Regions from separate parts of the Homo sapiens genome. Here region 2 is linked to region 1. A link is an interaction called in ENCODE POLR2A ChIA-PET data of the cell type or tissue named here. Cell type or tissue: PC-9. All regions are shown on one strand. Links, peaks and the distances in the headings refer to the core of each region. The heading gives the core; the rest is flanking DNA. Region 1 has its middle 40 kb from the start of LINC00682. Region 2 holds the start of PHOX2B (paired like homeobox 2B).

The links. ChIA-PET counts read pairs that join two places held together with the same protein. Peaks named below come from ENCODE experiments on the same cell type or tissue, not always from the same donor. Only the 100,000 strongest peaks of a DNase experiment are listed, where the experiment ranks them.
Region 2: POLR2A ChIA-PET joins it to region 1 with 9 read pairs; 4 of 35 experiments call an interaction of 5 or more read pairs at or near these places.

The regions. Positions count from the first base shown.
Region 1 is chr4:41,834,915-41,850,443 of GRCh38, forward strand. It overlaps the pseudogene HMGB1P28. Among named protein-coding and RNA genes, the nearest start is that of LINC00682, 40 kb to the right of the region's middle. In PC-9, for the core only: no CTCF peak of the experiment used is centred there; a DNase peak (open chromatin) is centred at 5,717.
Region 2 is chr4:41,747,064-41,762,592 of GRCh38, forward strand. PHOX2B (paired like homeobox 2B) reads right to left here and starts at 1,662. Exons shown (of 3, transcript NM_003924.4): 1 at 1,307-1,662; 2 at 286-473. The coding sequence starts at 1,547. PHOX2B-AS1 (PHOX2B antisense RNA 1) reads left to right here and starts at 1,286. Exons shown (of 4, transcript NR_187403.1): 1 at 1,286-1,523. In PC-9, for the core only: no CTCF peak of the experiment used is centred there; no DNase peak of the experiment used is centred there; H3K27me3 peaks cover 2,399 bases.

The DNA.
Region 1 (15,529 bases), core at 4,296-6,795:
ACCACTGCAGTCCGTCCTGGGCCACCAAGTGAAATCCTGTCTCTAAAAAAACAAAACAAACAAACAAAAAGAGAAACTGATTTCTAAAGATTTTGTTGTTAGTTTAGTTGTTAAAATATTCAAAATCTGGTCTTCAGATATCTACTACAAAATTTTAAAAAAAGAAAATAAAATATTCGAAATCATACAGTCTATTTTCTTTGAGAGAAATAAACCCATCTCATTATATGTTGGAAAAAGCCATTTGACTTCAAGAACAAAGCAACTGACCAGTTAAACAGAAAGCAAATGATGGTATGTACCCCCCAAATTTGTACAACTATTATATATCAATAAAAAAGTAAATAATTTTAAGGAGTACTTAAACAAAAATTAGAATATAGAGACATTAAAAAAATAAATTGTCTGCTTTTTTAAAAAAGAAGAACTCTCAAAAGAAAAACCTCATTTGTTTTTCCTTTGTTGCTTTTCTGTCTAAGCAGGAACTGCCCAGTTTTCAAGCTCCAAGCTCAGCCTGTAATCCTTAGCTGTGCACATGTTCTGGGAGTGTGTGCCCACAGACATTCAGCAGATGGTCTCGGCCTGGACATCTGGAAGTCTCATCAGATTATGGGGCACAAATTTGTGATAATAGATTTAATTCAGTTTTTACTTAACATTTTTTGGCTGGTTTAAAGACCCTGGGGTCAGTATGTAACTTGGCAAGAGTTTTACAAAAATTGTTCCGAATTTACCATCAATGGGCCGATCTTATACAATATTTTGTTTGTGCAACTCAGACCAGCTGGGTAAAAGCTAATGAAAGAAATGCAATTATAAGGGGGTGGGAGGTACATGTAAGGCTTATTAATGCATTAGTCATTCTCTGCAAACCCCTCACCATCCCACTGTGCTGCTGCATCATGAGCACAAGATAACCTTGGGGGAACATGGCTGTCTTCCTTTATCTTCTGATTCTGGAGTCTAGAATTTGTGCTTTATTTGGGATAATCAAGGGGCAATACAGCAATAATTATCACCAGATAATTTTGTACTTTTATTAAGAATAGTCTGATATAACCCTTAAGAGAAAAACAGAAATGAGGTAAAGCTTCATCCTACTGCAACACATACAATGTTAAAGGAGAACTTTCTCTCCTTACCATCAAAAATAGCATAAATTGGGTACTTGCCTGGAAGAGCCTACACCTTTTTCATGTGTCTTTCATAGCATTTAACATTCAATTTTACTCAAGAAAAATATGTTGAACAGATGGATTTCTTTTTTTTTATTTTTTAAAGATAAGATAAAAATAAGCCAAGAAGAAAAAAGATTAACAACCCATTAAGAAAATGATCAAAGTCACTAATGGGAAAGAAAAACTGAAAGGCCAATAGACATATAGAAAGGTGTTTGGCCTCAGTATTAATTAGGAAAAACAAATTAAACTACAATGAGAAATCATCTTACACCCTTCAGATTGGAAAAAAAAAAAAACTTAATGACAATTTCAAAGATTAGCGAGAAGCTTCATACTCTTAAGGTGGGACTATAAAATGGTACAACTATTTGGCTATAGAAGTACCCAGTTAAGTTGAAGATGCACTTACCCTGTGACCCAGCAAGCCCACTCCTAGGCATACACCCTAGATAAGGTTACAAGTTCAAGAATGTTCCTTGCAGCATTGTTGGAAATAGCAAAACAGAAACAAAATTGGAAACACTCTAAGTGTCCATCAATGAAAGAATGGAGAAGTACATTGTTGCATATTTATACAATGGAATACTATACAGCAGTCAAACTGAATAAATTATAACTATCAATGTAGACAAATCAACAAAAAAAAGCAAATTGCATAAATCTAGAAAATACCCAAAAAGAGTCTAGAAAGTAATGCTTTAATGATATGGTTTGGCTATGTCCCCACCCAAATCTGATCTTGAATTGTAGCTCCCATAATTCCCACGTGTCCTGGGAGGGACCTGGTAGGAGGTAATTGAACCATGGGGGCAGGTCTTTCCCATACTGTTCTCATGATAGTGAATAAGTCTCATGAGATCTGAAGATTTTATAAAGGGGAGTTCCCCTGCACAAGCTCTTTTGCCTGCCACCATGTAAGACATCCCTTTGTTCTTCCTTCATCTACTACCATGACTTTGAGGCCTCCCCAGCCATATGGAACTGTGAGTCCACTAAACCTCTTTCCTTTATAAATTACCCAGTCTGGGATATGTCTTTATTAGCAGCATGAGGACCGACTAATACATGTATTATGTTCATTGATGCAAAATATGTGGAAAAATTACTAAAACAAACATGGAAATGATGAACACAATTTGTGTAGTTATCTCTAAGGAGGACAGCAGGGAATGGAAAAAAGGAGGGAATTCAGAGATGGCTTCAACTGTATCTATAATATTTAAGTTTGAAGATGGGAGAAAAAATCTGAAGAAAATAAGGTAATAAAAGTGGTGTTCACTATATAATTTTCTATGTTTTAGTATGTTTAAAATATATTTTAAAACAATATTTAAAATTTAAAAACCAACATTTATTTTAAAATCTGAGATTAGACATCAGCTCTCTTGAACTATGTTATTTCAACAACCTAAATGGGGAAGACATGAGCTCACGCCAACAATAGCCCTAACCCAGGCCTAACTCTGGATGGTGTTCCAGCAAGCAGCACTCCCAGCTGCCTGTTTTCCAGATTTCCAATAACAATTTGCAAAAGATGGCATGATTTGTTTAAGAGAGCTGAGCTTGTGTTCTTCCTGAGAGTGTGCCCCATTGCCATTAATTTCATTGCCTGCAAAAATAAAAATTTGAAGCTGCCTCTTCAATTGGCTTAGTTGGAAAATTCTATATTGGTAGAAATTCCACCAACTAACCACACCTGATCTTCAGTAATGCCAAGTAAAGTAGATGTTTTTAGTTGGAGTCATTTTCACCCCCTGGAGCTGACACAAACTGATTTGTAATTTTTTTATTTCTATTATTTATTTATTTTTTTTTTTTTGAGACAGGGTCTCCCTCTGTCACCCAAGCTGGAATGCTCAGCTCACTGCAACCTTGATTTCCCAGACTCCAGCGATCCTCCCACCTCAGTTTCCTAAGGAGCTGAGACTACAGGCACATGCCACCATGCCTGAGCAATTTTTGTATTTTTTTGTAGAGATGGGATTTCACCATATTGCCCAAGCTGGTCTCAAACTCCTGGGCACAAGAAGTCCTCCCATCTAGACTTCCTAAAGTGCTGGAATTACAGGCATGAGCCACCACGCCCAGCCAGGATTATCTTTTTCCAAGTTTTTTCTATGCATAAAAGATACATAAAAGTCGGGCGTGGTGGCTCACACCTGTAATCTCAGCACTTTGGGAGGCCAAGGCGGGTGGATCACCTGAGATCAGGAGTTCAAGACCAGCCTAACCCCGTCTCTACTAAAAAGACGAAAATTAGCTAGGCATGGTGGCAGGTGCCTGTAATCCCACCTACTCAGGATGCTGAGGCAGAGAGAATTGCTTAAAACCCAGGAGGCGGAGCTTGCAGTGAGCTGAGATTGCACCACTGCACTCCAGCCTAGGCGACAGAGCAAGACTCCGTCACAAAAAAAAAAAAAAAAAAAAGGTACTTCACACATGTACACATACAAACACACAATCGGAATCAGTGTGTATCTACCGTTTTGTATTTTTCTCACTCAGCAACATATTCCATTTTATTATTTATCTGGAGCATCACTTTTTAATGATGCACACAGTATTCCCTTACACAGAGATTCCATAATTTATTTAAGGAATTCTTTCATTGAAGGGCATTTACATATTGCCAGATTGCCATTCCTGAAAGCCTGAACCAATTTAGGTCCCTATCAGCCCTATCAGCAGTATATGAGAATGTCCATGTCCCTGTTCCCTTAACAACATTGCTGACCAAGTGTTTTTTCCTCCTCCACAGAAAAATAATAGGAGATTCTCATTATGACACATGATTTGGAGAAGGGGATTTACTGAGTGAACAACACTTTAAAAATGTGTACTGTTTAATTACCAGAGAATTTTTATGCAGTTTATTTCTACTCAGTGCAAGGTATTAGAAGAGGAATGGTTGTTGTAAAATTTCAGAATAACGTGTCTTTAGTTAAACACTCAACTTCTGCTACGTAGCTCCCTGAGGCCAGAGATAATGCCCTATTTATCATTGCATCTCAAGGATCTCACACATAAAACGCTTTCAATACATGTCTATCAAAGTAATGAATACAAGAATGCTAAATCCATGCCAACCAAATGGTCATGGCTTGGAAATCATTTAAGTTAAAGCAGTTTCCAAAATAAGATGAAAATTGAATCCAACTTTTTTAGTTTAAAAACTTCAGTTCTCCATGTTCATCTTAACTGTTATATATATTTTTGGATACCAGACCCTGACTATACCTGGATGGTAGGAAAACATAAGAGAAAAATAATAGGAAAATATCTCTGTGTGCCATGGAAATATGCTTTGTCTAGCAGTATAATTAGCCAACAGACTAGCAACATTGTCAAATGTCTTGGGCTATTGCACTAGGTTTTTGGTTTATACAATAATATTCATCTCTGTAGTAGTGAGAGAAGATTATTTCAGCAGCCAGCATAGATTGCAATGGAGAAGGCTGGGCACAGTGGCTCACACCTGTAATCCCAGAATTTTGGGAGGCTGAGGCAGGCAGATCACCTGAGGCCAGGAGTTCGAGACCAGCCTGGTCAACATGGTGAAACCCCGTCTCTACTAAAAATACAAAAATTAGCTGGGCGTGGTGGCATGCACCTGTAATCCCAGCTACTTGGGAGGCTGAGGCAGGAGAATTGTTTGAGCCCAGGAGGCAGAGTTTGCAGTGAGCCGAGATCAGGCCACTGCACTCCAGCCCGGGTGACAGAGTGAGATTCCGTCTCAAAAAAATAAAAATAAAAAACAATGGAGAAAGTCCCAAAGCACTGGCTTCACGTTCTCAGGCTGCCTGAGAGGCAGTGAGAGGCTCCAACTTCTCCAAGTCAGCCTCAACCACGTGCCAGATCAAGAATGGTGCTGTGTCTTCCAGCAAATGACAGACGAGCACAATTCCAGGAATTCCTTTTTCGGCAGATTTGTAATAAGCTCCACAATTGGTGTTCTATAGCAAGACATATTTTTAGATTCAACTTTCAACTCTGGTCACCCAGAGCTGGGGCTCTGGACATTGTCCTCTGCATCCTCTTTCCCCGGGATTGCTCAAATTGCAGAGGAGGGGGTCATGACCCCTATAGGGTCACAGAGAGCAAAACAGCCAAGAATCAAGTGGAGTTTTCTTGAAGCTGCTGGGAAGGGAAATTGTCTTCTGTCAGTGGCCTCATTGCCATCAAAACTGCTTTCCCCATTGCTGCTCCATCTATCAGTCATGACAGTTGCTTCTGGTTTAAAACGTACTAAGTGTGAGGCACCATCTAGGTGCTTTACTTTCCAGTTCTTGCTCACATTTTTCACATCGTGCACACAGGAAATGATACTATTTGTGCACCCAGTACACAACCAAGGCTGCTTGTGGCAGGAGGCCACTGGCTGAGGGTCTGGAAAGCCCCAAGCCTCACCCAGTTACTCTGTGGGCCGAGAAATATACTATCACAACACATAGATAATCTATCTGTGACATGCCATTGGAAAACTGCTTTATAGGGATTATCTCACTTAATAAATGCAACTGTGTGGGTTACGTGACTCATATTTATAAATGAGTCACAGAAAGGCTAAGCACCTTGCCTATGGTCACATAGGTAGTTAGGCATCCAAACTGTAGTGTAGACTGTAATGGATGTTTCAGTCTGTATTTGGATGTTACCTGTAGCATACCCACTAAGATTCCATTGACTAAAGAAAATTATATGTATTACTTGTTCACAAATATTAATATTTATTCTTTTCCCACCCTTGCAATGCTTACCTGTAAGATGGAAAAAAACTTCCACTGACTTTGAGAGTTATTACAGCATAAGCTGACCTATACACAAGGTCTATCTGCCTCCCCTGTCCAGGTACTTTCCGTTTTGCTGTATTGCCTCTCATCTCCAGCCCTTCAAGGAGTTCTACCCATCCGTCTGTTTTCCTGGTATTTTAATTTTTCATATTCATGGTAAAAATAGTAGAACTTCTCTTTTCTTTTACCTGTAAAAGAAAGATGAAAATACTTCCATCTTACAGGTAAGCACTGCAAGGGTGAGAAAGGAATAAATACTTGTGAACGAATAATACATATAATTTGCTTTAGTCAATGGAATGTTAGTGGGTATGCTACAGGTAACATCCAAATACAGGCTCTAAATGCACTGACATGATATTGCTTGACTTCGTGGGCTCCCACCATCAGCGGCAAGAATGTGCCCTAGACAGAGGTACCAGAATGAAGATCTGTGCAGCAAAAGTGAAGAGGTGAAAAGTGCTTGCAGAGCCAAGCAAAGCTACAGCCAACCCACAGATCTGGGAGTAAGAAGTATTGTTGTAAACCATTGACTTTGAGAGTTATTACAGCATAAGCTGACTAATACACTAGGTCTGTCTGCCTCCCCGGTCCAGGTACTTCCCATTTTGCTGTATTCCTTCTCATCCCCGGTCCTTCAAGGAGATCTACCCATCAGTCTGTTTTCCTGGTATTTTAATTTTTTACGTTCATGATAAAAATAGTTGAACTTTTCTTTTTGTCTTTTTTAATTTTTTTAATAAAAAACTTTATTTACTTAGAAGCATTGAGAAGGTCAACAAAGGAGCTGCAACTGTTTTTTCAATTACAAAATGGTATTCAATTAACAGAACAAAAATGGTTTTCCACAAGCTGCGTCAGAGACAGCTGAAGATGAAAAAAACAACCATCCCCATATATAACTAATTTGTGCTGTGGACCAACAAGAACTTACTCTAAATTTCCATGGCAATTTACAACCCCCATACTGTACCGGGAAAGGTTAGTGGATACTGAAAATGCCACCAGGTCAGGACTATCTAAAGACACATTTAGTAGTGTGTTAACTATACAAAAAAAATACACTGTACAGTTTAAAAACAAATCTTACACAGCCTTACTTTTCTATTTTTTTTTTCTTTAAAAGGTGTGAGTTGTGTACAGGGGGATTAAACGCTTTATAGACAAGAAAAGAAACTGCACTAGAACCAACTTAGTCACCATTGTTTTCTTCTTCATCTTTACCTCCTCATTTTCTTCCTCCTCCTCATCCTCTTCATCTTCCTCCTCTTCCTTCTTTTCCTTGCTTTGTTCAGCCTTGATGGCTCCCTTTTTTGCTGCATCAGGCTTTCCTATAGCTCAACACGCAGAAATACCCTTTCCTATTTTTCCTTCATTCAGCTTCACAGCCTTCTTTTCTTTCTTTCTTTTTTTTTTTTTTTTTTTTTTTTTGAGACTGAGTCTTGCTGTATCGCCCAGGCTGAAGTGCAGTGGCGCGATCTTGGCTCACTGCAACCTCCACCTCCCAGGTTCAAGCAACTCTCCTGCCTCAGCCTCCCAAGTAGCTGGGATTATAGGCACCTGCCACCACGCCTGGCTAATTTTTGTATTTTTAGCAGAGACGGGGTTTCACCATGTTGGCCACCCGCCTCAGCCTCCCAAAATGCTGGGATTACAGGTATGAGCTACTGCACCCAGCCACACAGCCTTCTTTTCATAAGGCTCCTTGTCATCTGCAGCAGTGTTATTCCACATCTCTCCCAGTTTCTTCACAACATCACAGTGTATAGGCTGGGATGTTCTCCTTTATTTTTTGGGCAATACTCAGAACAGGACAAGAAAAAAGCCAAATGAGGCCTCTTGGGGGCACTGGGATCCTTGAACTTCTTTTTTGTCTTCCTTTAGGAGGTATATAGGTTTTCTTATTTTTTTCTTTCTTTTTTTTTCTGTTTGTTTGCTTTTTGGTTTATAATAAGTTTTTTTTTCTTTTTTTTAAAAAAACTTTTAAGTCCAGGGATACACATGCAGGTTTGTTATATAGGTGAACCTGTGTCGTGGGTATTTGTTGTATGAATTAAAATCTCAACATCACTGATCATTAGAGAAATGCATATTAAAACCACAGTGAGATACTATCTCACAACAGTCGGAATAGCTATTAATAAAAAGTCGAAAAATAGGCTGGACATGGTGGCTCACGCCTGTAATCCCAGCACTTTGGGAGGCCGAGGTGGGCAGATCATTTGAGGTCAGGGGTTTGAGACTGGCCTGGCCAACATTGTGAAACTGTGTCTCTACTAAAAATATAAAAATTAACTGGGCATGGTAGTGGGCGCCTGTAATCCCAGCTACTCCAGAGGCTGAGGCAGGAGAATGGCTTGAACCTGGGAGGTGAAGGTTGCAGTGAGCCAAGATCAAGCCAACTGCACTCCAGCCTGGGTGACAAGAGAGAGACTCTGTCTCAAAAAAAAAGAAAAAAGTAAAAAAATAATAGTTGCTGGCAAGGTCACAGAGAAAAAGGAATGCTTGCACACTGTTGGTGGAAGTGTAAATTCATTCAACCATTGTGGAAAGCAGTGTGATGATTCCTCAAAGACCTAAAACGGAAACACCATTTGACCCAGCAATCTCATCACTGAGTATATACCCAAAGGAATATAAATCATTCTATCATAAAGACACGTGCACATTTGTGTTCATCAAGGCACTCTTCACAATAGCAAAGACATGAAATCAACCTAAATGTCCATCAATGGTAGAGTGGATAAAGAAAAGGTGGTACATATACACCATGGAATACTATGCAGCCATAAAAAAGAATGAGCTTATGTTCTTTCAGGAAGATGGATGGATATAGGCTTTCATTTCTCTTTCATAATGGCCTTGCCTGCTTTTGCCGTGTCTTCAACTTTTCCTTTCTTTTTAGCAGACGTGTTATTTCACCTCTCTGAGCATGTCTTAGAATATTCTGAGAAGCTGACTGAAGCATCTGTGTGCTTCATCTTGGGCTCCTCTCAACAAGTTTGCACAGGGAGGGAATATTATGACATTTTTACTCTCGGCTTCTTAGCATCTGTTTGGCCCATGTTTATTTATTTTTCCTCAGCAAAGCACAGAGTCCCCAGTGCCCATCCAGTTCTCATTTTCCCCAACGCTGTCTTTATGGAGCTCAATGTACTGCAATGGCTCTCGTCCTTTTTTTTAGTTGTGATACAAGGCCCTCAGAAGATCCCAACATGAAAGTAATAAGAATTATCCCCTGCAATTGAACAATAATGTATACACTTTCCAGAACCCATTCACTGTGTTAGCATAGACAGGACATTCCTTCCACAAGATTCCTGCCACAAGACTACTCAATGCCTGTTTACAGAATGGAATAATCAATCAATATTCACTTTGCTTAGGAGAAAACAAAAGACTCAGAGATTAATGATGATAACCATGGTGATCTTTAGGTTTGTTGTTTAGCCATGGGCCCAGTTCTATGCTAAATGGTGCCATTTAATCCCTACAACTATCCTGAGAGGGAGGTGTTCCAGAGACCACCAGTTGTGCCCCAATAACCATTCTCCCTGTCTTGCTTTAGTAACAGAAACCTAGAACTAGACACACACTACCAGTAAATACTACATTTCCCATGCTCCTTTGCAGTTAGGTGTGGCCATGTAGCTAAGGTGGATTTGAATACTTCCAAGCCATGCCCTTAAAGGAAAAGCAGTGTGTCTTTTCTTTTCCCTTTCCTTCTTCCCTCTGTCTGGAATCAGACATCATGGCAGTAACTGAAACTGCCATTTTAACATGAGAGGGAAGCCAAGTAGTGCAGAGGATGAATAAAAAACAACATAGAAGCTAGGTTCCTGACACCGTGGAACCACTATACTAGCCCTGGACCACCTACCTAACTTTTACATGAAAGAGAACTAAAACTGTATCTTTTTATGTCACTCTATTTTGAGGTCTCTTTCTCTTTCTCTCTCTTTTAACAGCAACCTAATTTTATCCTAACTAACGCCATAGGTATTACCACCTTTTTCAGATGGGGAAGTCGAAGTTCAGATTGCTTAACTTACCAGAAGTTCTCACAATGTGTAGGCAGGAGAGCCAGGACTTGGATCATGGTCTGATTGATGCCCCAAACCTGTGTCTTCCCCATTGTGCTCACCAGCCTCCAAGGTCAGGCCTTAAACCAGCTGCTCAATTTTCTCCTGCCTCCATTGCTAAGGTTTCAATTACAAACGTCATGTTACAGAACATAACATTCTCTTTCCCATGAGGAAGATCTGGTAGATCTGAAGAAGATTCAGATCATGCCAGAGATCTTCAGAAAAATAGTCAACAACTTCCACAGCCAGGATGTTGCAAGAGAATGAATGAAACAGTCTACATCACGTGCAGACTAAAGTGAGGTGAGGTTCCCCAGTGATCTTTTGGATATTCAGTAAGAAAATATTAGAACTTCTACTTGTGTTTACACTTTTAGGCTTAAAAGTCAAAAATCTAACTTGAGTAACCTGAAAAATGTGTGGATTGACATTTTTGCATTCAGTCCCTCTGTCAGAGATTCATGTGTCCAAAAGGCTCTCCCAAGGAAAGGGCAGGGGCATCTGCAGCCTTCTTCACATGATTGTTTGCTGGAGGCATATTGAAACAGTGCAATTTAGATTGTGCCCCAGTTTAATAGGTTAAGAATTATGTTTTGCAGGGCCGGGCACAGTGGCTCACGTCTGCAACCCCAGCACTTTGTCAGGCTGAGGCTGGCAGATCACTTGAGCCCAGGAGTTTGAGACCAGCCTGGGCAACATGGCGAAACCCGATCTCTACAAAAAATAAAAAATTAATTGGGTATAGTGGCATGTGCCTGTAATCCCAGCAACTCAGGATGCTGAGGCAGTAAGATTGATTGAGCCCAGGAGGATGATGCTGCAGTGAGCCATGACTGAGCCATTTTACTCCAGCCTGTGTGACTGAGACCCTGTCTCAAAAATAAAATAAAATAAAAAATAAGAATTGTGTTTAGCAGTTTTAACTGAACTAGAAAAGTAGAAATGTTACTTAAGAGGAGAAACCACAAATGAATATCATAATAATGAAGTGATGTGGTTTGGAGTTGTGTCCCCGCCCACCAAGAGGGGCTTGGTGGGAGGTGATTGGATCATGGGGGCGGATTTCCCCCTTGCTGTTCTCATGATAGTGAGTTCTCATGACATCTGGTTGTTTAAAAGTGTGTAGCACCTCCCCCTTCCTTCTCTTCCTCCTGCTCTGGCCATATGAGAAGTGCCTGCTTCCCCTTCACTTTCTGCCATGATTGTCAAGTTCCCTGAGGCCTCCCCAGGCATGCTTCCTGTAGAACCTGCAAAACCACACACGAATTAAACCTCTTTTTAAATAAATTACCCTGTTTATGTATTTCTTTATAGCAGTTCCAGAACAGACTAATACATGAAGCAAATGCAATTTGAAAATGGTAGAATTCGGCAGGGAGCGGTGGTTCACACCTGTAATCCCAGCACTTTGGGAGGCTGAGGGGGGCAGATCACCTGAGGTCAGGAGTTCAAGACCAGCCTGGCTAACATGGAGAAATCCCATCTCTACTAAAAAATACAAAAATTAGCCAGGCGTGGTGGCAGGCGCCTATAATCCCAGCTAATTGGGAGGCGGAGGCAGGGAGAATTGCTTGAACCCAGGAGGTGGAGGTTGCAGTGAGCCGAGATTGTGCCACTGCACTCCAGCCTGGGCCACAGAACAAGACTCTGTCCCAGGGGGAAAAAAAAAAAGAAAGAAAGGAAGAAAAGAAAAAGGTAGAATTTACCCTTCTACTCCTAGAAAGGCTCTTCAGCTACAATATGAAGTTTTTTAAAAAGGATGATCTAATCATATCTGACATGAGTCAGCCAAACAATTTTGAAATTATCAAGAAATTATCCTAATTGAAATATGAATTAACATACACTCTCATTAACAATGAAACTCACCCTACCTATATGTTTAGCCTTGAGGTATTAGCTACTGATAGTATGAAGCTATCACAATTAGGAATAACTTTTATACTATACTTAATTCGTTTATTTCATCCTGTTAAAATGTCTACTTTTCTGTATATAATTTAATGCTATATAAGGATACTAGTGTATAGTACATAAGTATGTATACTTACATATGTGAACATTAAGTATAGATAGTTTATAGATAAATATATACTTATTTTGAGAGTACCTGCTCAAAAATGTTTTACTAGTAAAAGGACACAATTCAAAATAATATTCTACCATCTGAACGATGTGTCTATCACTTTGCCTAGCTAACAGGGCAAGCATGTCCGGCCTTACTCTTCATAGTCTGGTGTACAGCACTTGCTGTGCAGCTCAATATGAAGAGGGCAGCATAACACATGAGCTCTCAACTTTTGGTCTTGAAGGACAAATTTATTTCTATAGGCTGTATTTTTTTCTCAGTGCAATAACTGTTAAATCATGGAATCAAATTATTTCACATCAGACCAGCACATACTGGATAAACTGAACTGGATTAAAATAAAATGTCTGAACGATAGGGTATTGTGTATGTGGAAAGTGTCAAACTAAGATTCTGCCATTTTTATGTGCAAACAAGTATTGCCAAACATCTTTGCCTCGTGCATTATTGTCATTTAATGAGTGTCTGCAATGTGAGGAATCTTTACCCATATTCCAGTTAATCCTTGCAACAATAACAATACTAATAAACACTTACATACATCTTTGTGTCAAGCACTGTTCTGAATACTTTGCATGTATTCTCACATTAACTCTCCGAAGTATATGTTATCCCCATCTTACAGATGAAGAAACTGAAGTACAAATAGAAAAATTGAGGCACTGGGTGGTAAAACTCAGGCTAACTGAATCCAAAGTCTCTACTCTTTCCACCATACTCTGATGCCTTCCTAGTGTCAGTATTGTAGTGATTGGCCCAGTTCCTGGAGAATGTGGGGGAGGATAAAACTTTTTCTTATTAGCAAACCCGTTCTTCCTAAAGATATTCTGAATAGGAGAAACACTGGTTCTGCCATATTCTTATTTGCTTTTCTTGAATCATTCATTAGCATTCTCTTCAATCTGCAGTTTCTCTTTTAAGCCACATTTTGATTTTGTGAGGACTGTTTAGTTAAATACACATTAATAGCATATAATTCAAATTCAAGCCATATAATGAATCAAATGTGATAGATACTTATTTCACGCTCAGGAAAAGACCAAAACGGGTGTCCCTGATTGGTCAGCAGCTCTCCTCCAAGTGGTAACTCAGGACCCAGAATCCCTCCACCTGTGGCTCTGCCATCTTTAACATAAAACTTATGAGGATACAGTGCTGCCAAATGCGGCCAAAGGGCAAGAGGCTGGAGGATCCTGGGTGGGAGATGTCCATGGGCCAGGCTTGGAAGTGGTACATATCACTTCCACTGATGCCCCATCAACCAGAACACTTGTGACCACACCTCACTGTAAAGGAGGCTGAGAAAGAGAGCCTAGGTATGTGTCCAGGAAGAAGAAACAGGCTCAGTGGACAGCCAGCCACAATGTGTCTGCCACGGTGATGTCTACCAAAACACAGAAGAGACTTTAAATAATCTATATTCTAACTACAAATCTTATTCAATCCTAAATCAAGGCCCCCCAAAAGACCTCTACTAAGCAACACAAAATTTATCATACATAATATTGTATCTTGTTACTTTAAAATTAACACAATTGCCTTTCCTTTTCAGTGGTTTATAATTCTTATTTTTAAGGTAATTCAAGCCAGTTTTTTCTACAATGAGATGAAATTGCACAATTAGAGAATTTTAGTTTTGATGGAAACTTGTTTCTCATGTTGTAAGTGAAATAGTGGAAACAGAGGATAGGAGGCTTGGTCAAGGTCACATGGCTGCTCACCGAGGCTTCTCTACAGAGCGATCACAGTTTTCAGCATAAGCTTTAACTTCCTCCAGTAAAATGTCCTCACATCTAAATGTAATTTGAACTTTTGGAAAGATGCTTCTTTTTTTTTCTTTTTCCTTCTCATTGGGGAAATTACTTTTACTCTTTGCCCTTTGAGATACACCAAGCATCTAAAATAAAAAGAATGCAAGAATTCCTTGTATCCATACATCAATCCTAGGAACATTCTGTTCTTTTTATTTTATTTTATATATATATATATATATATATATATATATATATATATATATATATTTTTTTTTTTTTTTTTTTTTTTTTTTTTTTTTTTTTTGAGACAGGGTCTTACTCTGTCACCCAGGCCAGAGTGTAGTTGCATGATCTTAGCTCACTGTAATCTCGAACTCCTGGGCTCAAGCAATCTTCCCACCTCAGGACTTCAGACACATGCAACCATACCCAGCTAATTTTTTAAACTTTTTGTTCTTGATTGCACTCTAAGTCTGGACACTGTTTGGTGTATAGAAATGCTACTGATTTTTGTACAATTGATTTTGTATCCTGGAACTTTACTAAAGTTGTTGACTAGTTCTAGGAGCATTTTGGCAGAGTCTTTAGGATTCTCTAGGTATAGAATCATATCAGCTTCATTGCTGTGCTATTCACAATAGCAAAGACGTGAAATCCACCCAGGTGCCCATCAATGGTAGATTGGATAAAGAAAATGTAGTACATATACACCATGGAATACTATGCAGCCATAAAACATAATGAAATCATGTCCTTTGCAGCAACATGGGTGGAGCTGGAGGCCATTATCCTAAGCAAATTAACACAGGAACAGAAAACCAAATATCACATGTTCTCACAAGTGGGAGCTAGACATTGAGCACACATGGTTATAAATATGGGAACAATAGACACTGAAGACTATTGAAGGGTGGAGTGAGGGAGGATAGGCTAAAAAAAACTACCTATTGGGTACCACATTCTCACCTGGGTGATGGGATCTGTACCCCAAACCTCAACATTACACAATACTCCCATGTAGCAAACCTGCACATGTAGCCCCTATATCTAAAATAAAATTTGAAGTTAAAAAAAAAATTGGGGTAGAGACAGGTCTCACTACGTTACCCAGGCTGATGTTGAACTCCTGACCCCAAGCAATCCTCCCACCTCCCAAAATGCTGGGATTACAGGTGTGAGCCACCACACTTGGCCACCTTTAAACTGAGGAACAATTTGAGCCTCTTTCACTTTTCCTGTGGCTTTTGGGGAATAATCTGTTCAACTCACATTTTTTAGAGTAAGACAATTATATTTCTAAAAGTACATATCAATTATTTCCTGTTATTTTTAAATTTAAAAAACTGGTCAACTAATAATTGTGTGTTTAAAAAAATTAAGTTCCAGGCCGGGCGTGGTGGCTCAAGCCCGTAATCCCAGCACTTTGGGAGGCCGAGGCAGGCAGATCACCAGGTCAGGAGATCAAGACCATCCTGGCTAACACGGTGAAACCCCATCTCTACCAAAAATACAAAAAAATTAGCCGGGCGTGGTGGCGGATGCCTGTAGTCCCAGCTACTCGGGAGGCTGAGGCAGGAGAATGGCGTGAACCCGGGAGGCGGAGCTTGCAGTGAGCTGAGATGGCGCCGCT
Region 2 (15,529 bases), core at 914-3,413, 91 kb before region 1:
GCACTTCCTGTCCCCGAAATTGCATCGCTCATCCACGTCCCAAGGCCCCCCATGTCTCTGCTCGGGTGGGAAACACTTCGCAACTGTAAATAAAATGCCAAGAGCGTGCGCTCTAAGCCTCTCTCGAACGCACAGCCACACCAAATCCAGTATTTCTGATCGGCCATGGGGCCCTAGGTCCTTCTCACTCGAGGCTCCAGGACTTCGAATTTCACCAGCCGCCCCTCACCCCACACCTCCCCGGACCAGTGCGGCGGAGCGGGGTCGGTTTCCAGGCGCGCGTACCTGGACTCGCGCCTCTGTGAGGTCGATCTTCAGGGCCAGCTCCTCCCGAGTGTAGATGTCGGGGTAGTGAGTCTCCGCGAAGACCCTTTCCAGCTCTTTGAGCTGGGCACTGGTGAAAGTGGTGCGGATGCGCCGCTGCTTGCGCTTCTCGTTGAGGCCGCCGTGGTCCGTGAAGAGTTTGTAAGGAACTAGAGTATGACAGAGGAGACAGAAAGTGAGCAAATCAGCCGGCAGCTCGCCGGCCGTGGAGCTAGAATGTGAGGACTCCAAGGTCAGGTCATACGGCAGCCGCTACCTACACCCGCGCGAGAGAGTTGCCGAGAGAAGCTGCGGGAAGAAACCGAGGAAATTTGTTATCTGCGGAAACCTGGGCTCAAACTTCGGGCTTGGCGGAGTCCTTTCTGGCACAAGCGCCTTTGGGTGGATTGAAACAGCGCGATGTGACGGACTTGAGATAGTGCTTTCAGCAGGAAAAAACCAGAGAGGAAAAAAATCCAAAAACATCAGTCGGAATATCAGGGAGCCAGGAAAGAAGTTACCAAACAGTCCCACTTTGGGAACTTTTCAATTCTCAGAAAGTTGACCCGGCTCAAAAGTTGGGGGAAAGAGCTGCAAAAAAATAATAATAAATTAAAGAAATAATCATAAAAATGACCAGCCAAAGAGGTGTGAGCCGCTGTCGGTTCTTAAAAAAAGAGACACTGCCAGTAATGAGCTTTACTCTTTGTTATTTAATTATTTTCTAAGCTTTACGTCTCATCGCAAAGTAAATAAATTATGCCTATCATTTTGGCAGCTTAAGATAATTTTGTTGGCGGTTCGGGTGTGACTAGGATAGTGTAACCCTGTAAGTGAATTACCCCTCCCTGCAATCGCTTCTAACGTGATAAATTCTTTCATTTGTGTAAGCAAATTTCGTTTGGTAAATACTAAACACATTTCCATTTTCAAATGCAATCAAGGCTTCCTATATACGGGCGGAAAGGCGGCTTCCTCCGCTGAGAAAGCTGAAGGTCCTTACCTGCGGCGTACGGACTGCTCTGGTGGTCCCTGAGGGTGCCCAGGCTGCAGGATCCCGGCGTGAGGGAAGGGCAGCCGGACGTGGCCCCAAAAGTGGTCCTTATCGGGTTATACTGGAAGCCACTGGCCTGGCTGCAGGAACTGAAGTCAGCATAGGCTGAAGCCAGGCTCGAGGTGTCCATCCCAGCCATACAGGACTCGTAGGCAGAGGAATTGAGGTAAGAATATTCCATTTTATACATTGAAAAGGTTCTGGATGGCTCAGCCAAGTGGAAAAATGAAATAAAAGATGGATATGGAGAAGGTGGCTGGAGTGGGGAGATGTGCACAGCTCAACGCCTGCCTCCAAACTGGCCTCCTTACTACCAGCAGAGCCTAGTTTTATGAAAAAGCCTCCTATGAGATGCCTTGTCTGAGGTCTCTAGAGCATATAGTCCTCATAATAAACTTGGCTCTTTCCACTTGGACAATAGCAAAGCGGTTGGTCTTATTGCTGGCGCTTTTTACATGACAATAACTCATCCGTCTATTGGGCTGGCACTGGGGAACTGAGCTGTCCAACCTCCCTATCATTGATTCCTGCATCTCTAATTAGAATTTAATACCACACCATTACGCACCGAGCCCCTGATCCTCCCTTCTAACCAGCTCCCTGCCCTTTAATTCAATCACACTACTTGGAAATAATGAAAGTTGGGTGACGATTCTCCCTGATCCAATTTCCCCGAGCTTTTAAGCCTTTTTAACTGATCATATACCTTAGGCATAAATTGAGATAGTGTGTGTGTTTTCCCCCTTCTTCGTCCTCTTCTTTTTTTCCCCCTCGGTTAGGGAGAAGAAACCTTGATGTCATAGAAAACCTGTTTTGTAAGAGTGTTACACGCTCAATTTAACAACAAGCCTACCCCCCGAAGTGCATGAAATGTTATAAAGGACTGGGACATTGGCAAGACTCAGGCGCCCTGTAACATAGAGTAAGTGGGCCAAGGGGGTTTATGTGAACGATAAGCGGATTTCTTTAAAAATACACCTGGTAGAGGGGGTTAAAAAAAAGAGAGACAGAGAGAAAGCATCTTATAAATTGCATTTCTTCTTGCAGCTAAATGTGCTTTCAAGAGACTCAGGGTATACAGCCACTTAAAAATAATAATAAAAAAATCTGAGGAAAGCTTTCGAATGTGAAACATCTGGATTCTCGACCGTTGTGTTCTTTGCTCTCAGTTCTGTCTGTTTGCATTAGCGCAAGCCTTGGTTGGTTTGAGTTTCTGTGAGGTTGTTCGTTTTAATTACACCATAACTGGCAAGCGAGCATGAAGTGTACCCAAATGTATCTCCTCTTTCATCTCTTTCGGGCGCTCTCCCTCTTTCTCGCCTCTTTTTTTTTTTCAGGTGCCCACAATCCTCCACAGACCCGGGGATTGTGTCTGTTTGCCTTTTAGGTTTGCGGACTGTAGTGAGGGAAATTCTTGCCATGTAAATGCCCAGGCAAGGGCTCCAGGTCGGGCACCTTTCTTGTCCGATTCCTCAGGCTTTTGGGTGCTGGCAGCGAGGCACAGACAAAGGAGCGAGCAGTGATTTGTGGACTTCAGTGGCCCCATGATTTAAGCGGAGGGTAATTTTCATTTGGTTTGTTAGGCCCTAGCAGAATAAGGGAAACTATTTCATTAAATCCTTCCTCTCGGTGGACAAGAGGGGGAAAGCTTAGCTGAATCGCCGTGTGGTGTAAACAAACCCTGGATATTTTATATGAATTAAATGTGTAGATAATTAGTTTTATTGCATTCATTACCCCCTTTATGTGCTCTGTAACAAGTCAGTAATTAAAGTAACAAACTCATAAAGTCTTTATAGGGGCATTTAGGCGTTCAGTGTTTGCCAAACTAAGTGGTTTAATTCGATGCTAGTGCCGGGGAGTGGATGGGCTCCCGCTCTCCCCTGCCACCGTGTTTTATTGCGCACTAAACTGCCGCGGACGCAGTAATGGATTAAACGGGGACAGCGGTCCCCCAGCCTTGTGCTTCTTTGCAGGGTGAGTTTCAGGCTCGTTTCAGGTGGTTGCAAATCCTCGGGGCGTGAGGAAGCGCTAAAGTCGGGAGTGCAGGGAGCCGGACCTACCGAGGATCCTGGTGATAGTTTTATGGGGAGGGCTGATAGTTTTATTGCAGTTGTATGTTGTACAATGCGTATTTGATAAAGAAGGGCCCTTGGTGACCAGTGTGCACTTTTTTGTGCACGGGGGTGAAATGAAAATAAATGTATACAAGGTTTTACTGCGGCGGGAAACAAATTGCAACGCTCTAAATGGTTTTTCTTTATGGTCACCAGACAAGAGGAGAAAAGGGATGCAAACATCTGTCTTCAGTCCCCTAAACCTAAAGGCCAGCAAAGACGGATGCGAATCCAAGTGCTATTACAGCGGAGATTTGTCTTTATTTATCCCGCTCTCATGAATATGAATTTGCATTTGGGCCGGGAGGTGGCTGTATCCCTTTGGACTCCACACATGGAATTTCCCCCACGCTCATCCCCCTCCCCAACCACTTAAGGGAGGTGGGGGATAGGTTGTCAAGCACAAGGCTGAGATCGTCCAAGTTTCTTCGTTCCCTCGGATTTCGGGTTGGGGGATGTGCTTGCTGGTTTTCTGAACGCAACTCTGCCGCCGAGGCCTGCACTCAGGAGATGTGGATGTAGGGAGCACAGGCCGGGGTGTCCACCGCCAGCCCGCTCCTCTGCTGTAGGGTTTAAGCGCGTTTCCCTGCAGAAGAGAGTGACCAGGGGTGGTCAGGAGGTGATGAATTTCGGCTCCAAGGCCTATTTTTGACAGTAACCAGGTTCACACCCCGCTTGGCACTAGAGCCTTACTGCACCTGGGGTGTGTCTCCGCGTGGTGCAGAGCGCGCGCTCTACTCCGGAAGCTACGGCCGGGTGCCGCGCCACCGCTGTGCGCCCTGGGCCTGATCCCTACGCCCTAGTCGAGTGCAGGGCAGGGCAATTTCGCCGTGGGTCCTAGTTTGCTGACAGTTCCCAGGCCCCTTTAGCTTTTGGGGAGGAGGCGAGACTAGGACCTAAAAAGTGCTGGGAGCTCGGAGTAGAGGGGTTCATGTTGCCAGTTTCTGAGGATTGCTCTTAGGTGAAGATGTGGAACTTGGAAATTTAGGTGGTGCACAGAGGCACTTCCTGAGCGAAAGGGAGTGTTGGGGTGGGGAGTTCAGTGGGCACCTCAGGGGACCTGGATGCTGACGGGGCATCAGAGGGTGTCAAAAGGAGAAGCTAAGGGATCTGGGCGAGGTCTCAGCCGAAGGGCGCTGGCAAGGGAAGTGCTTGGCCGGGGAGGGTGCCCGGGGGGCGGTCAAGGGGCAGGCCCGGGGCTCTGTCCCTCCCGGTCCTGGGGTCCCTTCCCGTCCCGCGGTTCCGGAACGCCTCGCCAGCCCTCTCTGGGCGCCCCCTGCTGCCGGGCGCCCCCTGCTGCCGGCCGCCCCGGGTCGGGGTGCCGTGAGCCTTCTCGCCTTTGTACCAGGAGACCTTTCAGCGCCGGGCCCACACGGTCGGATGAGCAAATGCGCTTGACTTCATTTTCCCCTTTGTAGACCTTGTAGGTTTATTTTGTTCAGTGTCACCATCCCTCCCCCACCACCCCTGGCCTATCGTCCCTCTGCCCGTCTTTTGTGGCCCGGGGTCCTGCTTCTGCTTGGAGATGAAAGGCGTGCGGGGCTGGGCCAGGCCAGAGCCCCAGCCCCAGCGCCCTGTTTTGTTCCAGTTGTGCTTTCTACACGCGAGCTCTCCCCTAAAAGTTGTACTAAATGGTTAATTTAATTATTCCAACTATAGACCAACTGCTTCAGGAGCCTCCACCACGCGTCTGGGAGGAAAAAAGAAACCATCTATAAGAAATAATCTAATAAAAGTGAAGTGTAGAAAAACCCCTCCTGATTTTCAACCGGCACAAATAGAATTAAGCTTCAGCATCCTTTCCCCAAACAGACCTTTTGTCCAGATCACAACTTCAGCCAACCAGCAATGTGTACAGTGCCTACTATTTATTTTAATAGAGGCGGGTGGGTAACAGGATGGATTGATAGATAAATGACCACATGGATAGATGGATGAGTTGGATCCATCTGCCTCTGCCTTCCCTTTCTTAGTATGCGTACACGGTTGACTTTTTCCCCCTGCCGATTTTCTGAATCAATAATGGAAAAGCAATGCTATGTGATAAAAGGAGGGGAAAAGGCCATTTAAAGCACCAAAAAGGAAGAGATTACCAGCATATATACTATCAGGAAAAAAAAAATGTTTACATGTTACTCAATACCAACTGAAAAAGGTTGAAAGTTTAAAAGAAACTTTTCTTTCCTTTTCTTCACCATTCATAGGAGGGTTTCTTTTTCTTCCTTTTTTCCTTGAAAGTCAGAAAGAATGTTAGAAGACAAGGAAACAAAACAGCAAACAAAATGCCATTGTATTGTAGTAGCGATTCATGGGAAAATGCTTGTCAGCCTCCTAATGCCTCACTCCTAGGAGGCTGTTTTGAGGCTGTTTTACCGCAGGCGAAGCACAATAACATGGGAATGAATAAAATATTAAATACCAGTGAGAGTTTCAGAGGAATTTTCTTTTTGATTGCTTTATTTGATGCTGCATCCAAATTATCCCAGCACAGCTAGCCTACTGTCTGGCATACTCAACTCAGAACCAACATTTCTCTCAACCGAGAAAGAATAGACAAGATTTGTCCTTGGGCTTCTCCAAAAAGATTTCTGCAGACAGCAGCCTTTCCCACTCACCTGCGCTAAGAAAATAACCTAGACAGAATTTACTGGGACACCATTTCCCCAGAACAGAAAGCATACCAGTCACAGCAGCCCCACATCTGATGACCCACTACATTTTCCTAGCATTTTAGAATCCACCACACTTTCCATTTGCCTAGCAACCATGATACACGTTTCATAATAGAAACTCTTTGAGGTTCTGGTAACTAACCTCCTGGCACTGTGAGACTAACAATTATTAACTGATTGACAATAGCGTATACAAAGCAATTAACACAGTGCTTGGCACATGGAAAGAATCCAGTGACTGTTAGCCACCAGTATTATGATGATGGCAATGATGATGATGTTGGTAAGTCTCCTTGAATTGTATATTAAACACTTGACTTTGAGATTTAGATGGTGCATAGACACAGGATTTTTCCTATTGCATGTTTATAATACATGTGGAAGAGGGTAGGCTAAATCAAAAAGCAGGCTCTAGGATATCAAATGGGAGAAAAGAAAGCAACCAGGTGGAAAATTTTATTTTTTAGGAATTTACTGGAAGGTGTATTTGTATTAGATAGGTTAATTATGTTTTGTCTTATAATATTATATATGGTATTTATGCATAATTAATATGGTGCTTTATCTTGTATGTAAATGTCAGTATGTTCAGGGTGATCTCACTTTGAAAGGCATTTGCAGTGGGCTAGCTGTGTGGGTTTGGGTTGAACTTTTATGGCTAACTCATAGATGATGTTTCTGTATCTGGGTTAACTTTGAAGGTACCCCATGTGTATGTGTTATATAGGTGATGGTGTACAGATCTCCAAAATCCATTCTTTTAAGAACTTTTAAGGACATTTCAAAGCCCCACTCCACTCCTCCCCTCCCCTTCTCTTCACTCCCACAATGCTATAATTAGCAGAAGGGGCTGCCTGTTACCTTTTTGCTGGAGTTTGGCTAATAGTAGTAACATCTGCTGGGCTGGTGGGGGGAGACATGGGGCATTTGATGTAAAAGTGACACAGATGTAAAAGTGACATCTGCTTGTAACAAAGGGGAACCAAAATTAAATTAGCCAGGAAGCCCTTTCTGTTTAAACCCAGGGGAAAAAAAAAAAAACCTATTTGAAGAAGGAGGAAAAAAAGTAATCATGAGCCCTGACCAAGCTTGCAGGGTGCAGAGGGGATTATGATTTTTTTGAGCCAGCAGCTCCCAAAATAACTGGAGGAGCAGCATCCTAAGGTAGCAATGTCCTAAGACCTTGAAGGCATCTTCTTATGCTCCAAAGAAAATGGTCAGACAAGATTATCTTTCTTAGCCAAGCAATGACCTGAGCTGTGTGAGTCTCGTATGGGCTGAGAAATCATTTTCAGGTTGAAGACAAGAAGAAAGTAAGGGCAAAGCCTTCAGAGTTAATAATATCTCGGTATATTTTTGGGTAAGTTTGTGCAGAAACAGATTTTCATTTAACAGCTATATTCAAACTCCTACTTCCAACTACTATAGATGAACCATTTTTCATCAGGCTCATGCATGTGCTTAGGAGATTGCATTTGGCAATTAAAACTGCCATGGTGCCTAAAATTGGGCTCAATTGTGGCACGGGGTGGGGGTGGGGTGGAGGTGAGATATGCTAACATCCTCCTAACCATTGTTCTAGGAAATCACAAGTGTTACAAAGGAGCATCTCTCTCTCTCTCTCTCTCTCTCATAATGATTTCCTAAATTTCTCTTAAGTGGAACACATTTTGACAGCTTTATATAAATGAATTTCAAAATGATAAGAGAAGCCACTGAACAAGAATTCCCTCAACCTCCTGTGTTTCAATCTAGAAATCGATCAACTTCTGCACTCACTCTTTCTCCATTGCTTCTGCTACTTGGAGGAGGGAAGCCTAGTCTCATCTGAGGCCAATCCCTCTATCATACTTTGGAGTTTGATCCCTTCCGCTAGCTCAAGGATCCTACCCAATTCTTCCTCTCTCATGGATCTTCAAACTCTCATCTGCCCATCTGGACATATCCTGTTGTTCTCTAAACATGCTCAAACCACACTCATACAAATTACCAACCAACTTGTTATCCTTCCTTGGCCACAACCCACCACCACCACTTACCTCTCATCTGCCCTTTACAGTCAAACATCTTGAAGGAGCTATCTCTTCTCACTATTATTATTTCTTTACTTCTCGATCACTCCATAGCTTCCTGTAATATGGCTTCCACTACCCTCATGCAAATTAAATATTTTTCAGTAAGGTTATCAGATCCACTGGGGGTTTTCCGGGCCTCCACTTACTTGAATATGTAAATCACTAGGGTTGTTTTACAAACATTTCTCTTTCTTTTCACTTCTAGGCATATAGTGTGATTTCACTTCCCTGCCCCCTAGAAGTTAGATATGGCCATGTGACTTACTTTGAGCAATGAAAATTGAATGGAACTGTTAAAGTGTGACTTCCAGGTGGAAGCTTTGAGAGCTAGCATCCAAGTCTCCAATCTCCCTCTTTTGCTCTCTTCTATGCTCCAGATGGTGGCTGCTTGGTTAGCCTGAGTTCCAGAGTGAGGACATCATGAAGTAAAGATCTCAGCTGACCCACAATGGACATATATTTCCTTAGAGTCTCAGGGAAGGCTTCTGGAAGAGGTGACATCTATACTGGGTACTAAGCAGTGAGTGGCAGTGAGCAAATGGTGATGAAGTGGAAAAGATGTTTCCCAGTATGTTAGCGGCAGTCAAAGACTCCAAAACTAGAGAGAGCACAGAGTGTTTGAGAATTTCTAAGTAGTTCAGTTTAGCTTTTGGTTAGAGCAGAACTGATAGGGGCTGGAACACACCAAGAGGTGTGTGATGAAATACAAGATAAGAGCAATAGATCTGGAATCAGACCCTACAGGATTATGGATGCAAGGTCATGTGATTTGGGGAGGAGGGCATGATGGAAAAGGGAAGCCAAGAGATAAATTAGAAGGCTGTGGCACAATGCTAGTTAAGGAATAATATATTTTTCAGCCAGAGAATAGCAGTATAGGACAAAGAGAAGTAAAGGGATGCAAGAGATGTTAGAGAAGTAGAGTCTTAGCACAGGGAGAACCTACAGTCCTGCACAGTGCTGGGATTTCAGGGGACCCAGGAAGATACCTCAAAGCAAAAACCCTCTCTCACATTTTCTGGCAAGACCTTCACTTCAGTAACTTGGGTTTAGTGATCCTCAATAACATATTTCTCTGGGTTTGGCAGCACTTGATGATATTATCCATTCATTCATTCACTCATTCAACCCATATTTATTAATTACCTACTATGTGCTAGAAATCTGTACTTTAGAGTAGAAGTGGTTTAGATATTGTCTTGAAAGCTAATTTTTGAGATGAAGCAAACCCAAGAACTGCAGGCATCTTAGAGGAAGGGGAGCCGCTGGTCTTGAAAGTGGGGACACCCACAAGAAAGTTTGGGTGCTGACCTTGCAGGGTCTAGAACTAACACTGGATGGACTGGCCATTGGACCTGTCACTGCTTAAGCTGGGGAAAGACCCTAATTGCTTCAGGGATCAGAATAAGAATTTTGTGAAATTCTTTTCAGTCCTAACATTCTGTTCATTGATTTGGTGGAGAGGGGGTTGTCTGGGAACCTTCTCTACATGTATTCTTAGTGAAAGAAAGGACATAAGGGACAGTGTGTACAGTGGGAAATCAAAGTAGTATTTTGAGATTCATAAAGAGGGCTCCATGAAGAACAGGAGAGAGAAGAATGATTGTCTTCTGTTCCTCCATCCTTTGCATGATGGTCTTAGGATTTTGTGTGTTATCTCCACCAGGTGTATTTTCAAGTGAAGATACCGAGAGCCCAGTATCACAGAGGAAGAAAGTACTGGTGGTGACACAGCAGGTATTTTAGAAGTGGGGGCAGCTATTTTAGACAGCTCTTTCCTATGTTGTTCCTGTCACACCATGAAGATGCCGATTTCGTCCACCCACAAGAAAGCTGCCTTGGTCCTGGTACTCAAGGGCTCTATGTTGCCTCCATCATATCCAGAATTAACTCCAATAACATGTTCTTGCATTCTTCGTCAGCACAGCAAGGGAGCTAACTGAAAGGCATGTCGGGAACACTGGAATCATTCAATGTCTTAAACTACTCAGCCTTGAAATACATATAAAAATGAGTTAGAATTCAAAAACTTTAAAAATATTTCTTTTTCTGGGCTTTCGAAAGACCCTACTGGTGCTGCTGTTTGTTTGTCTCATTTTGTTTTCTTTAGGAGGTTTGTGGGGTTTGCCAGTAAGGTGCTGCAGCATCATGCATTTTAATGTGTATTTCAGCTGATTCAGAATTTAGGACAAATGCAATCCAGTACTCAGGGACAGGCACCACATGTCCTAGACCTTAGGAGCCAGAAGACAATAAAATGCTCACAGTGATGCATGTTTGTAGTATTTCCCCTGTTAGATATAATGCATAATATTTATTTTCTTTTAAAACACACACTTCTTTTCTTCTCTCTCTCTCTCTTTTTCTCTCTCCCTCTCTCTCTCCCTCTCCCTCTCCGTCTCCCTCTCCCTCTCCCTCTCCCTCTGTCTCCCCTTTCTGTTTCTCTCTCTGATTTGTTTACTCTGGTAAGTTAAACCGCAGTCTAGAGAACTCTAAGGCTAAGGGTTCTAATCACACACACTGCCAACTCCCTTGCTTATTCATAAATCTTTATCATTGAAATTGGGCTTGAGGAAGAGAAGGAGGAAAAGAGATTTCTAAGAAGAGCCAGGGAGGCTGCTAGGAAGGAAGTAGTACATAATAATGAACAAAACAGCACAGTGAGTCACACAAGAGACTGCAGAGCAGAGGCCAACGGCTTTAACCCAAACCCCAGGGAAACCTCTTGAATGAACAGTGTTAACTGCTGAGAGGTGAGCCACCAAGCTCTAAAACAACCCCAGGGTGGGGCCAGACTGTGCCCTTGCAGAGACAGAGCTGAGGACAGATTGGACTTCTTGGCCTTGCCTTGGCCAGGCCCACATTCTTGGGGCAAATTCCTTTTTTAGCAGCTATTGGGCAGGTAGGAGCCTTCCTCCTACCTGCTGAAAACCCCCTAAGAGTCACTGCTGCTGCCCCCTGGTCTCTGCACATAGAGATGGGGCAGCAAAGCCCCTCCAAGGGGAGGTCAGTGGTTGCTGATGAGAGGCGGTCAGGCCAGAACAGGCTGCACCCGACAAAGGGAGAAAACTGTGATGTGGTCCAGGTTGGCCCTGTGTACCCTCTTCCTATTTCATTGATTACTTCCTTGTTTTTACTTTAAAATAATAAATATCCATTATGGAAATTATTATAGCATGTGTGCGGAAAGGAGAATAAAATAAAAGGAGTTAATTTAACTTTCTCATATAATTTTTCGGTCTTTTTTTTCATGCATACATTTTTTTAAAAAAATGAGAAACATTCTCTATCAACTGTTTTGTTCATGTTTCTCACTTTTAGAAAAATTTTAATTTTTTTAAATTTAAAAACATCAACCTTTCTCCCTTAAATTTTATGTTATAAACATCTCCCCATATCATAAAATATCCTGACATGTCATCTTTTTGGCTAGATGATATTCCACTGCAAGATAAACCATAGTTTATTTAGGCAACCCTGGTTTGTTTGCTTTTTTTTTTTTTTGGTATTTAAGTTGCTTCTAATTTTTAAAATATATTTAAAATTTTGTCTTGGACATTCTTTTAGCTAAATCTCTGTGCGCATCCATATGCTTAGGATCAATTTTTTTTTTTTACTTGTTAGTGATTTGAAGCTCAAGGATTAACTCCTAAAAATGGAATTCCTTGGTCACAAAGTACACACTTTTAAAAAGGCTTTGGAGTTGTAAAATTGCCTTCCAGGAAAGTGATACCAGTTTATACTTCTAGAGTAGAATATGACACTGTCCACATTCCAGTACTCACCAACATTGCATAATTCCATCAAAAAAGCTTAGCCCATTCTCTTTCTACTGTGCTATTGTAAAAGAGCAAGAATTCTGAACAAAGGGGAGAGGGTGCCAAAAGAAACTAGTGATGCTAAGACAAAGAGGGAAAGAAGGAACAGGTAATTTTTAAGAATAACAGAGATCTAGAAAAATAGAGGAAAAATGCCCAGTCCAGCTTTATTTATTTATTTATTTATTATTTGAGATGGAGTTTTCCTCTTGTCACCCAGGCTGGAGTGCAATGGCTCAATCTAGGCCCACTGCAACCTCCGCCTCCTGGGTTCAAGAGATCCTCCTGCCTCAGCCTCCTGAGTAGCCGAGATTACAGGTGTACACCACCACACCCAGCTAATTTTTGTGTTTTTAGTAGAGACAGGGTTTCACCATGTTTGGTCAGGCTGGTCTTGAACTCCTGACCTCAGATGATCCACCCACCTCAGCCTCCCAAAGTGCTGGGATTGCAGGTGTGAGCCACCATGCCTGGCCCAGTCCAGCTTTATTTAAAAAATAAAAATCTAATGATGACAAAGGATCCTTTTGTGTATGTTTAGAGCCAGATGATAAAAGGTATTGTAGTTTTTCAATGTTGATAAATGACAAAGAAAATTGAATAAAACTCTTATTTAAAATTTTATTTTATTATTTTTTATTTTTTTGTCAGTGGCATGATTACGGCTCACTGCAGCCTTCGTCTTCTGGGCTCAAGCGATCTTCCCACCTCAGCCTCCCAAGTAGCTGAGACTACAGGTGAATGCCACCATGCCTGGCTATTTTTATAATTTTTGTATAAAATTTGTATAATTTTTTGTAGAGGCAGAGTCTCACTATGATGCCCAGGCTCGTCTCGAACTCCTGGCCTCAAGGAATCCTCCTACCTTAGCCTCCCATAGTGTTGGGATTACAGGCGGAGTGAGCCACTATGCCCGGCCCAAAACTCTTATTTTAATCTTGTCCTTTCTGTCAAGGAGAATGTGCTTCAGTATGGAAACGACTAGTGTGAACACTGGTGACAGAGGCCAGAGCCCTATGTGCACAGAGTGACTGGGAAGGGTCCAACTACTCTAAAGAGTTCTGCAAGAACCCTGTCCTGGAGGACCAAGAGAACTGGTCATTGTGATGGCCACACGACTGTGATTTTTGTGGTATCATGGAGAATCAGGCAGGAATGAAAAAACTGCTCTTCTGGCAAATGCTTAAATTTTCAGAAAGGGAAAGTGTGTCCTGAAACAGGTCTGTAAGCTCAATAACAATTTTAGGTAAAATTTTACATTGGATTAAAAGATAATTATGGGAAATTTTACATGTTCAAAGAAGAGAGAACAATATAAGGAAGCATGAACCTCTTACTCATATAGAACAATAATTGATTCATAACTGTTCTTGTTCCACCCCTCGTCCCAACCTCCACTGCCTCCCTATTAGGTAGTTTTGAGGCAAATCTAAGATATCATATCATTTCCTCTGAAATTATATTTAATATTTCAGTATTATCCCTAAAAGATAAGGGATCTTTTCTTAAAATACACAATCCCAGTACTATTATGATACCAACAGGATTAATAATAATTTCTTAAGATCCTCAAATATCTGATGTTCAGATTCCCCTGATAATCTCACAAACATTCGTTTTAGTTGGTTTACTTGAATCAGAATCCAAGCCTGGTCCAAGCTTGCATTTGATTTTTGTGGCTCTTAAGTCTTTTTTGATCTATAGGTTCCTCTCCCGACCCCCTTTTTTTTCCTCCTTGCAATTTATCTAGAAGAAGCAGGTCAGGCCAGGCGCCGTGGTGGTTCACGCCTGTAATCCCAGCACTTTTGGAGGCTGAGGTGGGCGGAATCACCTGAGATCAGGAGTTCGAGACCAGCTTGGCCAACAGGGAGAAACCCCCATCTCTAGTAAAAATACAAAAATTAGCTGGGCATGGTGGCACACGCCTGTAATCCCAGCTACTCTGGAGGCTGAGGCAGGAGAATCACTTGAACCCAGGAGGCAGAGTTTGCAGTGATCTGAGATTTTACCACTGCACTCCAGACTGGGTGACAGAGCAAGACTCTGTCAAAAAAAAAAGAAGGAAGGAAGAAAGAAAGGAAGGAAGGGAGAGAAGGAGGGAGAAAGGAAGGAAGGAAGGAAGGAAGGAAAGGAGAGAGAGAAAGGAAGGAAGGAAGCAGGTCATATGCACTTAGGATTTCCCGCAGTCGCCTCCCCATGGAGTTGTTTCACTCTAAATCCTATTATTGCTGTAAACTGCTAGTTGAATCTAGAGTCTTGATAGCGCCACGTGCAAGTTTTTAGTAAGGATACCACGTAGGTGGTGCTGTGTACTTCCTCCTGCACCATACCAGGAGGCTAGTTGTCTCTCCTTTTAGGATGTAAGGTCTGATCTGTGGGGTTTAGGTGTTGTCAGCTGGAACCATCCATTGTAAAGTTCCTCATCAGCTTTTTACCTAAGGATTTTAGGAGCCATGGATCATCATGGCTTAGACTACATTACTTCATTCATTTAGTAGGTGTAAAATGGTGATATTCTAATTATATCACTCTTTGTTAATTTATTAGTTAGAATGCTTCTATAAAGAAAATAGTTCCTTTTTCAACTATTGGATCCCTAATGTATGGTTAGTATGGTAAGATATGAAAAGGCAGGATAAATGTTGAATTCTTACCTTTTATTTACCATTATTATGAACTCATGCGTTTAGACATATTTTATGTATTTTCTTTCATTGCAGTAATTATTCTAATTATTAATCATATTATCCAAGCTTTGACAATGGAAACCTCTTCAGTTTGACTTCTCAGTTTTTGACAACCCTTAATCGTCTTCGATAGTTTCTTTATCTTTGATAGCTTCCTTGCTTTTGATAGCTTCCTCACTGACTGGCACGCCAAGATGTTCTAGGCTCATCTTTTACACTTTATGCCTAGACCTGGCATCAGCCATTTTGCCAAGAAGCCCTGGTTCCTTTTCTTGGGAACTGGTACTTAGGGAGCACATTGTGCTTGCTAGATTGGACTTGGGAATGAGTGATTTATGAGTATTTTCGAAAGGAAGAGACTGTTAGTAGGCACCAGGATCTAGTTGAATTGAAGTCATCAAACATCTATTAAATAATACATGGCTCATTCTTAGTGAGGGAGAGGAGAATAAGCATAAACAAACAGCTGGGACATGATGCTATGTATAAAGAGCTTTGGAAAAATGAACCAGGCATGAAATAATTATGTCTGGAGTCAAGCACTAAAGCTTCACTGAGGAGGTGACATCTGAGCAACAGAAATAGTCGAGTAGACAGGTGGAATGGAAAAAGATTCTGGGCAGAGAAAAGAACATGAGCAAAGTCTCAGAATCATCAAAGTGCATGGTGTGTTTGAAGAAGAGTCAGATTTGCTTCATTTCCTTTGACAGCGTTAGTGAATTTCGAGAGCAGCTGAATGCAGGAGACATAATGCATCTGGACTTTAGCAAAGCATTTGTCCAGGCCTATCATGATATCATTGT